Regions from separate parts of the Homo sapiens genome. Here region 2 is linked to region 1. The links are chromatin contacts, found by Hi-C or POLR2A ChIA-PET in ENCODE. All regions are on one chromosome and are shown on one strand. Each heading gives the region's core, a stretch centred on a gene start or an enhancer-like site at or near the end of the contact. The rest is flanking DNA. Distances are from core to core; before and after follow the strand shown.

The links. A loop is a pair of places that touch in the nucleus more often than their neighbours do. ChIA-PET counts read pairs that join two places held with the same protein, here RNA polymerase II (POLR2A). Pooled maps may share reads with other maps.
Region 2: a pooled map shows a loop between it and region 1 (4-fold over the local background). The contact joins two enhancer-like sites. A Hi-C loop is called at or near these places in 7 of 50 pooled maps. POLR2A ChIA-PET finds 5 or more read pairs at or near these places in 4 of 52 experiments (AG04450, GM12878, activated CD4-positive, alpha-beta T cell and 1 more).

Annotation. Positions count from the first base shown.
Region 1 is chr22:37,452,017-37,457,757 of GRCh38, forward strand. No RefSeq gene overlaps it. Among named protein-coding and RNA genes, the nearest start is that of ELFN2, 27 kb to the left of the region's middle. Within about 2 kb of position 3,500, at least 8 of the 41 ENCODE cell types and tissues checked have a DNase peak (open chromatin) inside an H3K27ac peak, as active enhancers do.
Region 2 is chr22:37,227,361-37,233,101 of GRCh38, forward strand. RAC2 (Rac family small GTPase 2) reads right to left here. Exons shown (of 7, transcript NM_002872.5): 3 at 5,441-5,558; 4 at 4,572-4,634; 5 at 3,871-4,030. Among named protein-coding and RNA genes, the nearest start is that of RAC2, 14 kb to the right of the region's middle. RefSeq lists enhancers at 3,174-3,233, 3,764-3,903. Within about 2 kb of position 3,436, at least 21 of the 41 ENCODE cell types and tissues checked have a DNase peak (open chromatin) inside an H3K27ac peak, as active enhancers do.

The DNA of each region.
Region 1 (5,741 bases), core at 2,250-4,749:
TGGGAGGCCAAGGCACAAGGATCACTTGAGGCCAGGTGTTTGAAATCAGCCTAGTCAACAGAGTAAGATCCCATCTCCACAAAAGAAACGTAAAAAGAAATTAGCTGGGTGTGGTGGTATGCGCCTGTAGTTCCAGCTACTCAGGAGGCTGAGGTGGGAGGATCGTTTGAGCCCAGGAGGTCGAGGCTGCAGTGAGCCAAGATTGTGCCACTTGTCACTGCACTCCAGCCTAGGCAACAGAGTGAGACCCTGCCTCAAAAAAAGAAGAAGAAAAAGAAGAAATGAAAGCATATGTGTACACAATGAATGCAAATTCTCACTGACTAATTTTAGTCCCAAACAGAAAACAACCCAAATGTCCATCAACAGGTGAATGAATAAACAAATTCTGGTCTATCCCCACAGTGGAGTTCCAGTCAGTGATAAAAAAAAAAAAAAAAAAAAAAAAAAAAGGATCAATTCCAGGCCCGGCGCTGTGGCTCACGCCTGTAATCCCAGCACTTTGGGAGGCCAAGGCAGGTGGATCACAATGTCAGGAGATTGAGACCAGCCTGGCTAACACGGTGAAACCCCATCTCTACTAAAAATACAAAAAATTAGCCAGGTGTGGTGGCAGGCACCTGTAGTCCCAGCTACTCAGGAGGCTGAGGCAGGAGAATAGCATGAACGCGGGAGGCGGAGTTTGCAGCGAGCTGAGATCATGCCACTGCACTCCAGCCTGGGTGACAGAGCAAGACTCCGTTTCAAAAAAAAAAAAAAAAGGATCAATTCCTGACATACAAACCACAACCCGGATGAATCTCACAAGGCTTATGCTAAGTCCAAGAAGCAAGAGAACGCACTTTATGAATCTATTTATTTGAGGTGTAAGAACAGGAAAAACCAATTTCTAGTGATAGGGATTAGAAAAGTGGTTACCTTTGTGGAATGGGAGGTCAGTGACTGGGAAGGGACACAAAAGGAAACTTTTTGGGGTTTTGTTTTTGTTTTTTGGTTTTTGGTTTTTTTTTTGAGATGGAGTCTGGCTCTGTCGCCCAGGCTGGAGTGCAATGGTGCAGTCTCAGCTCACTGCAAGCTCCGCCTCCCCGGTTCAAGTGATTCTCCTGCTTCAGCCTCCCAAGTAGCTGGGATTACAGACGCCCAGCTAATTTTTTGTATTTTTAGTAGAGGTGGGGTTTCACTGTGTTGGCCAGGCTGGTCTTGAACTCCTGACCTCAGTTGATCCACCTGCCTCATCCTCCCAAAGTGCTGAGATTACAGGCATGAGCCACCATGCCCAGCCAAAAGGGACCTTTTTGGAATGCTGGGCATGTTTGATAAATGTATGTATATCATCGAACTAAACACTTAAAACCCATGCATTTTCTTTGCTTTTCTGTATGTACACTATACCTCAGTTGTTGTTTTTTTTTTTAAGTTAAAGTAAAAAAGAAAAGGCACAACATTAGGAAATGCACTCAGGCCATCCCCCACCCCCTCAGGAATAAAGGACGCAGGGACCCAGCCCAGCTCTGCCGCGTGTGACTTCCACCTCATTCTTTAGCCTCCCTCAGCCTCTGCATCTCCACAGTCTCCCCATCTGTAAAACGGGGATGAAAATTTCTGCCCACCCTACCCAATGTGGAGAGGACCAATGGGAAAATGGAGGCGAATGTCCCTTCATGATTAAATGTTCCCTCTCATTGTCACAACCCTCATGGCACTCTCCCAGGGCCCAGCAGAAAGGGTGAGGAGCCAGGAGCATGGGCTTGGTCACTGGCCCTGCCGCAGAATCTCAGGAAGCCATTCCAGGCGGCCTGCCACCTGCGGGTCACCGCATCTGCAAGACCCCAGGGTCCCTCTATCCTGACCTCCCAGGTGGACCACCCAGACCTGCCAACTCAGAGCGATGCCTGCAGTGCCAGATGACTGTACTGCCACTGCTATCGCCACAGCTCCTCTCGGAACATACCTGCAAGGCACAGAGCCCCATGCCTGGCAGCCTTCTCCTTCTCTCCTTAGACCCCTCCATGACTGTCCAGCAGTCTTGGAGAACCTGCCTCCCCAGGAAAGCAGAACCTCCCTCCCCAAGGCTGGAACTGCCACAGGATACTAAAGGAGAAATAAAACCCCGAACTTGCAATCAGCTGAAGGGGTGGGTTTCCAGTGCTCGCCTGTGGGACTCCTTCCCCCTCACCTATCTGGCTGTTTGAGCTGAAACAGTCACAGCACTTGGAAAAATAGACAGGTTGTACCTTGCGGTGCACAGGAGTCTACTGCGTGCTGTGGCAGAGACTGTGGGGGGCCCCTACCATATCCTGTCTCCCACCTGCCTTAGCAACAAACACTTGGATGGCAATGTGCCTGGCCAAAAGGTTCCGTTTCTCAGCCTCCCTTGCAGCTAGGAGTGGCCACTGAGGGCCAAGTGTAAGCTGTCAGGTGGGACAGAAGGGAACATTGGGGCCAGTGTGTGCCCAGTCCCTGCTGAAAGTTAGACGTGATGATGGAGGCCCAGCAGCCATCTTGGATCATGAGGTGACCTTGAGGATGGAAGCTGGCTGCTAAGGCGGGTGGGACTGAAAGAGAGGAGCCTGGGTCCCTGAAGACACCATTGGGGCCCCCACCAACCCAGGACGCCTACCCCCGACGTGTTAGGTGAGAGAGTGAGAAGTCTGGATATGGTTTAAACCACTATTATCAATATTTCCAGCCTCTGTTCTCAGCAAAGGGAAATAAGCCCTGACTGATACCCAAACCCCGTGAGGTAGATACCACTGTACAACCCCTGCCCCTTGCACCCCCGTTTTACAGATGCACCCCCAGCCTCCCTTCCTCCCTCTGTGATGTCCGTGATGCCCAAAAGACCAGCATTCCATTCCCAGCCCCCTGACGCTGTGAGTCAGCCTCTGCCAGACCTGGAGTGGGCCCCACGGCTGCAATGTCAACAGTGCTCCATGCAGATGGCTGCGGCTCGAGCTGGTGACACGAGCGCTGTTGAGAAAGCAAAGTGCTGTCATGGACAGCGTGCCCTGCTGTAGAGATCAAGGGGAAGCCGGAGAATATTTACAAACCACAGAGAACAGACACACGAAGTGAATACCAGTTGGGTATAGTAAAAGCCTCTTTTAAACCTGTCCTACTCTTTCTTTGCCATGTGAAATCAAGTCGCTGGCAAGAAGCTCTCCGGTAAGACTAAGGTTTGCGGCTCTGCTGCAGGAAACACCATGAATTCCACACTGTGACCACGTGCGGGGCTGCCCTGCAATGCAGGGCACAGTGGCTGGGTACTTGGCAAGGACCCTAGACTGCCTGGGCTCACATCCCTGCTCCGTGAACTGGTTAATCTCAGGGCAAATTACTTCACTTCTTTGTGCCTTAGTTTCTTCATCTGTGAAATGGGCAACAGAGGGCGGCTGATCTGGGAAGAGCTTACAGCGGTGCCTGCTACACAGGAGGGGCTATTAAGGATCAGCACCATTCTCAGGTTCACGGTGAGAACCTAATTTCCTTATTGTCTGTTTGTTATAGGAAACTGAATTTACTCACCAGCATTGGAACATTCCATCTGCTGAGTCACACTCACTTCTCTTATCATCATTAACCCTGCGTAGGGGCTCCTGGCGCCAGAAGGAGCAACCCAAAGCTCTTCGTCTTGGTGAGGTTGATGCAAGTAAAAATAAGTGGTGATTATAAGTGATTCACTTGTCAAACGCAAGGTCAAGGGTCCCAATTTGTACATGTCTCTAAGGCAGCATCAAGAAGCTCCCCACATCCCAAACTGTCTCCCCTCTGACACTAGTGGAAATTTCACTATCAGAGCCAGAGAACTCCGAGGAGGAGAAGCAATTTCAGAGCACAGCGTCTTAGAGTAAATGAACATATCGAGGTCAGCTGGGGGGCTGCGAATCATGGCAAGGAAAGGGAGGGAAGGCCAGGGGCAAGTATTTGGACCCTCTCAGGGTGGTTGAGGATTCTGCAGCCACTAAAGGCGCACACACACATACGCGTGCGCGCGCGCGCACACACACACACACACACACACGCTGGTAATCGCTTTACCCCAGCAGTAGGGGCTTAAGCCTCTATCTAGGCTAGCCCCACCCCCGCCCCCTGCTGCATTAGCCACCTCTGTCCCAAGGCAGGATCCCCAGAGGTTCAACAAGGAAACCCTGCAGGGCTGGAAGCCGAATGCAATAGAGAGTTAGCAGCCACCAGTGGTCACACCCAACTCACACACATACACACTCACTCATGCACTCATACACACAGACAACACACTAGACTCAGACACCCACCGAGCTGTCTTCCCAAAGTCATGACAAATCCAGAGAGAGGTCCACAGAATTGTCCTATCCCAGAGAAAGCCACAGAAACACAAGTAGCTGGCACTGAGATACTCACACTCTGCCCCTGGGATCTCTCTGCCTGGGTGCCCCCGTTCCTGCCCCTGAACGGACAGACATTCTGCCCGGGGGGAGCCAACCCCAGTCAGGGTTTCCTCTCCCCACCTCTCCTTTCCCAGGTACGCAGGCCCCCAGTACGTTTTCGCCTTCTGTACCTCCTCCATTCGTGCCCCTCCTCGCCCGGGGACTGTGAGTACCCAAGAACAAGGACAGTCTGCCATTTTCCTGTGACCTCCCCAGCCCCCATGGCAGGAGCCGCAAACCCCCGCGACCCTTCTCGTAGGGTTCACGCCTCATCCCAGCTCCTCGGAGAAGCTGGCGGCTCTTCTCATTTTCCAGTGAGTGCGTGAAAATACAGATTAAACCAATTAGGGAAAAGTCATCAGAGGGCAAGGCGAGAGCCACCACTGCACCTAATCGTCAGCTCCAGCAATGCACAATGAGACAGACTCACAGATTACAAATGCACACAAATTCCGAAGTAGGAAGGGGGTGGCAGGATGGGGGCAGGCGAGCTCCATTTTAGATTCCCTTGTTTTTGTTTAGATGGCTTTCCTCTGTTGGCAACACACTTCCACCTTCATGCTCCCAGGAAAAGCAGGTAGGGTGGGAATGATTGCAGGAGGGGAACATGAGGCCCAAGGGACTGGTAAAGGACAGTTGCAGAAGGCCCGGGCCACCCAGACTGGTCTTCTCCTGGCTGGGCTGGAGGTGGGGATATGAGGGCCAGTCCCCAGGAGAGCCCCATTGGCCTGAAGGTCTGCTCTCTGTCCCACTCCTCTCCCTACAAAGAACCAGCATGTGCCTGAGAGGCAACCTTGCCCCTCACCAAATGGCAGGATTATTTAACTGATGGCTGCTGTCCCCCAGATGGTCATGTTTGTTAAATCTGGTAAGGAGACGTGCTGTGTGCTTTTCTTCCCCCTGGCTGGGGAGGATTTTCTTAGAATCTGAGTGCAAGGGGCCCACTTTCGTGCCCTTTTATCCCATAGGGCCCCTCCCAAGCCTAGCCTGGTCCCCTCAGTGGCACCCCAGTCATCTTAACCTTCCAGCCAGGCCTGCCTTGCCCTGGGCCAGGTGAGAAGCCAGTGGTGATGCATGAGTGCCCCCTGCTGGTGATGTTCTGCACTGTCCACTGGGACTCCTACCCCGGATCCAGCCAGGTAGCAGCATTCCCCACACACACCTCCAGGACTGCCTGGCTGGGTGAAGGAAAGGGTGGGCACCTGTGGGAGGAGCACAGAGCCCTAAGAATGTGCTTCATAAAGGCCCAAAGAAGCTGGGAACAGCTCCATTCCTGTTCCAGCAGCAGGGGGTGTGACTGTGGGTGGCAGGTAGACACTGAGCATTTTCCAGCAG
Region 2 (5,741 bases), core at 2,186-4,685, 220 kb before region 1:
CCACGCCATACACCCTCCCACGCCATACACCCCTCCCACGCCATACACCCCTCCCACACCATACACTCCTCCCATGCCTCCCATGCCATACAAGCCCTCCCACGCCATACACCCCCTCCCACGCCATACATCCCTCCCACGCCTCCCATGCCATACACCCCTCCCACGCCATACACCCCCTCCCACGCCATACACCCCTTCCCATGCCTCCCACGCCATATACCCCTCCCACGCCTCCCACACCATACACCCCTCCCACGCCATACACCCCTCCTATGCCATACAACCCCTCCCACCCCATACACCCCCTCCCACGCCATACACCCCTCCATGCCGTACACCCCCTCCCAAGCCATACAACTGAACACCAGGCTCTGGGGGCCGCCATCCAGTCCCAGTGGGGTCACCTGGAGGCTGTGTCACCAGGAGCAAGGAGTTTAACGTCACCGTGCCTCAGTTTCCTCATGTCTGTAATAGCGAGCGTGAACTCAGTGAGAGACTAAGGCCTCCAGGGCAGGTCTGTGTCTTTCTTGGACACATAGCCCTTAGTCCGTGGAAGGAGGGCGGGAATTTTGATGCTTTTCTGTGAAGGAAAGGGCTCAAGCATCAGTGACCAAATCTCTGGGAGCCTCACCTTCTAGAAAATTGTCTTGCCCATCCCTCCAGGATTCTCCCAGGGTTGCAAATAATCCCCAGGAGGCCTGAAGCCCTCAGGGCCCCCTCCCCAGGAACTTCCCAACATCATCAGCCCCTTCCTTAGCACCGTCCCTGTCTTACAGACAAGGAAACTGAGGCTCCTGGAGAGTATGCGACTCATCCAAACTCACACGCTGGATGTATTCCCTCAACCTGGGCCCAGCTGGGGGCCTTCTGGGAGGAGTGGCATTGGAGAGCTCCTCTGTCCTGCCATGGGAGGCCCAGCCTTCTCCCACATGAAGACCCCTCAGGGCTAGAGCCCGGGGCACAGATGAGGAGAAAGGCAGGCCTAGTTCCCACCCCCAGGGACGGCGTTCCATGACATTCTGCAAAGAGTCCGTGTGACTTCCCATGTCCATTTCAAGCTGCACAGTTTCCCTGAAGTGAAAAACCACAAAACCCCTTCTGCCGAGATGCTATGCAGGCCTGGGGGCCGATGTCAGAACCAAGAGGAAGGAGAAGGGAGGGGAGGGGAACTCTGGGCCCTCCGCCAAAGCCCGCTTGCTTCTCTGTGGCAGGATGGAAGGGGATGGACGCTGGTCACCACCTACCCTGTGCCAGGCACTGAGCTGGGTGCTTCCAACAACACCGGGGTGAGTTCCCATTTCACAGACCAGGAAACAGGCCCAGAGTGGGGAAGCCAAGGCCCGAAGGCACAGAGCTGGGGGGAGAAGTCGGGATGGCAGGAGGGGCAGCCCCTGGAACAGGGGAGCCCACTGAGGCCAGGTGCTGGGGAGAAAGGAAGGGTGGGGCAGGGACGAGGAGCCTGAGGCTCAGAGAGGATGTCACTCGCTCTGAGTCACATGCTGGGCGTCTCCCCTCTACCTGGAGGCATATACGCCCACCAGGGATCATGGGCAGTGGTTGTCATGGGGCTTGGCTGGCAAGAGCAGGGTGCCCTGAGCTCAGCCCGGAGTCTGGTCACCACAGCCCCCTGTGTTGAGGAGGTGTCACTGGGCACTTGGCCACTGTCTCCTTATAAGGGACCACATCTGCGTCCACTTCCCCCACATCCACCAACTGCCTTTTCCCTGGCACCCAGCCACCCACTCACCCAGGACAAGGGTCCTGAGCTGGGGGGCCAGGGCTCACTTTGGCTCGGCCTCTCACTGCTCTAGGACTTTAGTCAGTTCCCCCTCTCCGGGCCTCAGTCTCCCATCTGTCTAGGACTCATTGCCATGCGATGGCTCATCAAGCTGAGGCAGGGGGCAGGGGAGCTACAGAGAGGGCAAGGAGGGTGAGGGGGCGGTGGGGGCAGTGGAGGTGCAGGGAGGACAGATGGCCCTCAGCTTTGTGGCTTAGGGAGCCAGTCCACCCCTGTCAGAATCCTGGCTGGGTGGCCTTAAGCCAGCAACATGTCCCCCCGAGCCTGTTTCCTCTCTGTAAAGTGAAGGTGACAAGAGCTCTTCGTCATAGCTGCTGTGAGAATGAAGTGGCTCCCAGGAAGTGCTCAGTCCACATCAGCTGTGATTATCAGCTGGGCTCAGGGCTGCCCCCAAAACTTGTCATCCCAGGGCTGGGGAGTCCAGGTGGGCAGAGGCAGTTGCTGCTTCCCTCACTATCCCTGCCAGTCCCCCCAGGACTCCCCCTAGGCCTAAGCTGGTCTGAGGCACAGTTAAAATCACTGCCCCTGCCCCAGCTCCATGCAGGGTCAGCCAGGAAAGACTGGCTAGAGGCCAAGGCAAGAACTCTGAGTCACCACCTTATGGAGGAGAGAGGGCCTTTGGGGATTGTCCAGGTCAGCTTATGTGGAGAGGGAGACTGAGGCCCAGAGAGGGGCAGCCACTAACCCAAGGTCACACAGCCAATCAGTATCAGAGCCAGGACCAGAATCCAGGCCTCCAGCACCCTCCACATGATCCCAAAGCATGTGCTTTACAAGGGAGAGGTCAGTGACAGCCAGGCCACAGGCTGGAGAGCTGCACCCTGAATAGAAGGAGTCCAGGGGCAGGGGTTGGAGGGGTGCTGGTTGGTCAGAAAGAGAAGGCAGGGATGAATCCTTGATATTTAAAAGGAAAGACTTGCAGGCTGGGGAGCTGTGGCCCTAGGACAGGGGAAGGGAGCCAGGGTGTGAGCCATAGTCTGAGGCCCCCGGGGAAGATGGCTGTGTCACCACGCTAGTCACAGAAGGAGGGAGGTGGTGGCTGCGGTTTCTCTTCCTGTGAAGAGATGTGAGTCCCCAGGGCCCTCCCAGTTCCGGCAGGGGGAGGTGGGGCGGGGCTGGGGCGGTGGGGCGGGAGGAGGTCTAGTGGATTCAATTTGGGGGCCAAACCCTGGGCCTGCAGAGTCCTGTGGTGAGGCAGAGGGCACAGCTCATATGACCAAACCCAGCTGGTGGTTTTGGGCTTTTGGGCAAGGATCCCTGAGCTACAGACACATTGGGACCTACCAGGGACAGGGACAGGAACAGCCAGCAGGCCTGGGTACCATGCATGAAGCCAGACCCATGGTCATCGCCTCCCTGATGCAGGCAGCCCTGAGCCACTACAAAGAAGCACCCCCCAGCAGTGAGCCAATAATTTGCTGTCCTTCCTTCAAATCTGGCTGGGCCACCTACTAGCTGGGTGACCTTGAGAAGTTACTATATTTCTCCAGCCCAGTGATTTGGAGGCAAAGAGGGGTCGAGCTGAGAAACCAAAGGGAGTGGGGAAAGGGAGGAGAGAAGGTGGTGGAAGGAAATGTGTCACCCTTTAGATCTAATGCAGCGCCACCTCCTCCAGGAAGCCTTCCCAGAACACCCAAGTTTGACTTGCCACTTGTCCTCCAAGCAACCACAGCACCCCCACTCAATCTCTGCTTCTGTCTGCTCAAAGCACACCTCCTTATTTTCAGTATCTATTAATAGATACTACTCATACTACTAGGACGACTACTACTAACACAGAGTGCTTCTCACACACAGGTGCTGCCCTGGCAGCTCCACCTGGAATAAGTTACTGAATTCCCCCAACCACCCCAGGAGGCAGGAGCTATCACTATCCCATGCTTTTCTGATAAGGAAACACAGGCAGAGAGAGGCTACGTGACTCGCCCAAGGTCACACAGCAAGTGCACAGCACAGCTGAGTTCAAACTGCACAGCCTGGCCCTGCAGCCCGTGTTTACAATCACACCACGAGGCCAAGTCAGGGCCTCCCCTGCAGCCAGATCGCCCCTCTGAGCCCGAGGCCCATACCAATCTCCTTGGCCAGTGCCAGGCCCTGCGGGTAGGTGATGGGAGCCAGCTTCTTCTCCTTCAGTTTCTCGATGGTGTCCTTGTCGTCCCGCAGGTCCAGCTTGGTGCCCACCAGGATGATGGGTGTGCTGGGGCAGTGGTGCCGCACTTCTGGGAACCACTGGGCAGGTGGGTGGGGGGACACAAGGTTGTATGGGTCAAGAGGGGGCGCGAGGCTGTGCGGGGATCAGAGGGAGTGTGAGGGTGTAGGGAGAGGAGAGGCAGCAAGTTGCCAGAAGATCAGAGGTGGGCACGACGGTGAGGAGAGAGAGACGTGAGGTGGCACAGGGAGGGGAGGCCACGACGTTGTGCAGGAAGGAGGGGGCGCATGATTGTAGGAAAGGAGGAGGCGAGGTTTTGTGCAGACATAAGAAGCAAACATGAGGTTATGTGACAATCGGAGGCGGACATGAGGTTGTGTGGGGAGGAGGAGAATGCAGCCATGGAAAGTGGGGGTATAGCTAACTATCGCAGCACCCCCCACCCCAGGTCCTCTGAATCTTACCCCCTCAAGTCCCTCTGCCAGCCCTGGTTGGCACTGGGGACCCTCTCTGTATGCGACCTCTGCTGCCCCAGGGACCAGCCTAGAGTCACCAGTTCCTCCCTCTGTCCCTCAGGGTTACCTGCCCCAGAGCCCCCAAGGCCCACCCTGTCCAGCTCACCTTGGCGCGGACGTTCTCATAAGAGGCTGGGCTGACGAGGGAGAAGCAGATGAGGAAGACGTCCTGGGGACAGAGCAAGCGAGGTTGCTAGTGAGGAGGGCCCAGAGGTGTCCCACCATGGCAGCCACCGAGAGGTGGAGCTTGGGGCTCCCTGAGGGTGGAACACCCCAGGGAATGCTGGGGACTTAGGATCTGGGCAGAGCAGAGATACCCTTCTCGCCTCTACCACGAGGCTGCTGTTTGTTAGGACGCTCACTAAAGGCCAGGGCCTCTGCGAAGTGGTTATCCTCACATGTCACTCTGCAGCAAGCACTGCTGGTAGCCCCATTCCTCAGACAGGGAAAGTGAGGCTTCCAGAGGTTAAAGAGTTTGCCAACGTGCACTCTGGTGAGGGGAGGATCTGGGATTCTAGAGTCCATACTCCAATCCATATACTATCCACCATCTGATTACCGGCCTTAGCCGCCTCCCTGCATACCCTGGAGGAAGGGCGAGGACCCAGCAGCCACCTGCAGGCATCCTCCACCTCTCCCCTCCCCCAGCACTCCCAGGGCTCACCATGCTGGGCTGCCTCCTGGGGCCCTGTGCAGAATCCACCTGCCCCACCACTGGAAACAGGGGGTGCCAGAGCCCAGGAGGCAATGGGGTGGGAAGATGGGCACATTGAGGACCGGGAACCAATGCAGGGCTGAGGGAGTGCAAGAGGAAGCCCTTCTCTGCCTGGGACATGCAAGGCAGGCAGACTCCCTGAGCTGGGCCTTAAGGGGAGAGGTAGGGTTTCCCAGGCTGAGCTGGCTGGAAGGGCATCCCAAGCAGAGGGAACAGAGACAGCAAAGGTCAGGACTGCAAGGCAGGTGGGAGCAGCACACCGTCTGTGGATAGGAGAGCGGCCGGAGACGGTCGTAGTCCTCCTGCCCAGCAGTGTCCCACAGCCCCAGGTTCACTGGCTTGCTGTCCACCATCACATTGGCTGAATAGTTGTCAAACCTGTGGGGAGCAGGCAAGGCGGAGGTAAGGTCAATCTCAAACCCCAGAACCTGGGAATTGTGGTCCAGCTCCATGTCATTCCTCGGAGGCTGAGACCTAGAGACAGTCTGCGACTGGCCCAAAGTCACACAGCATTTGCAATTGGGTTTCTTTATTTGTTTCATTACTGATTCATTATATTTT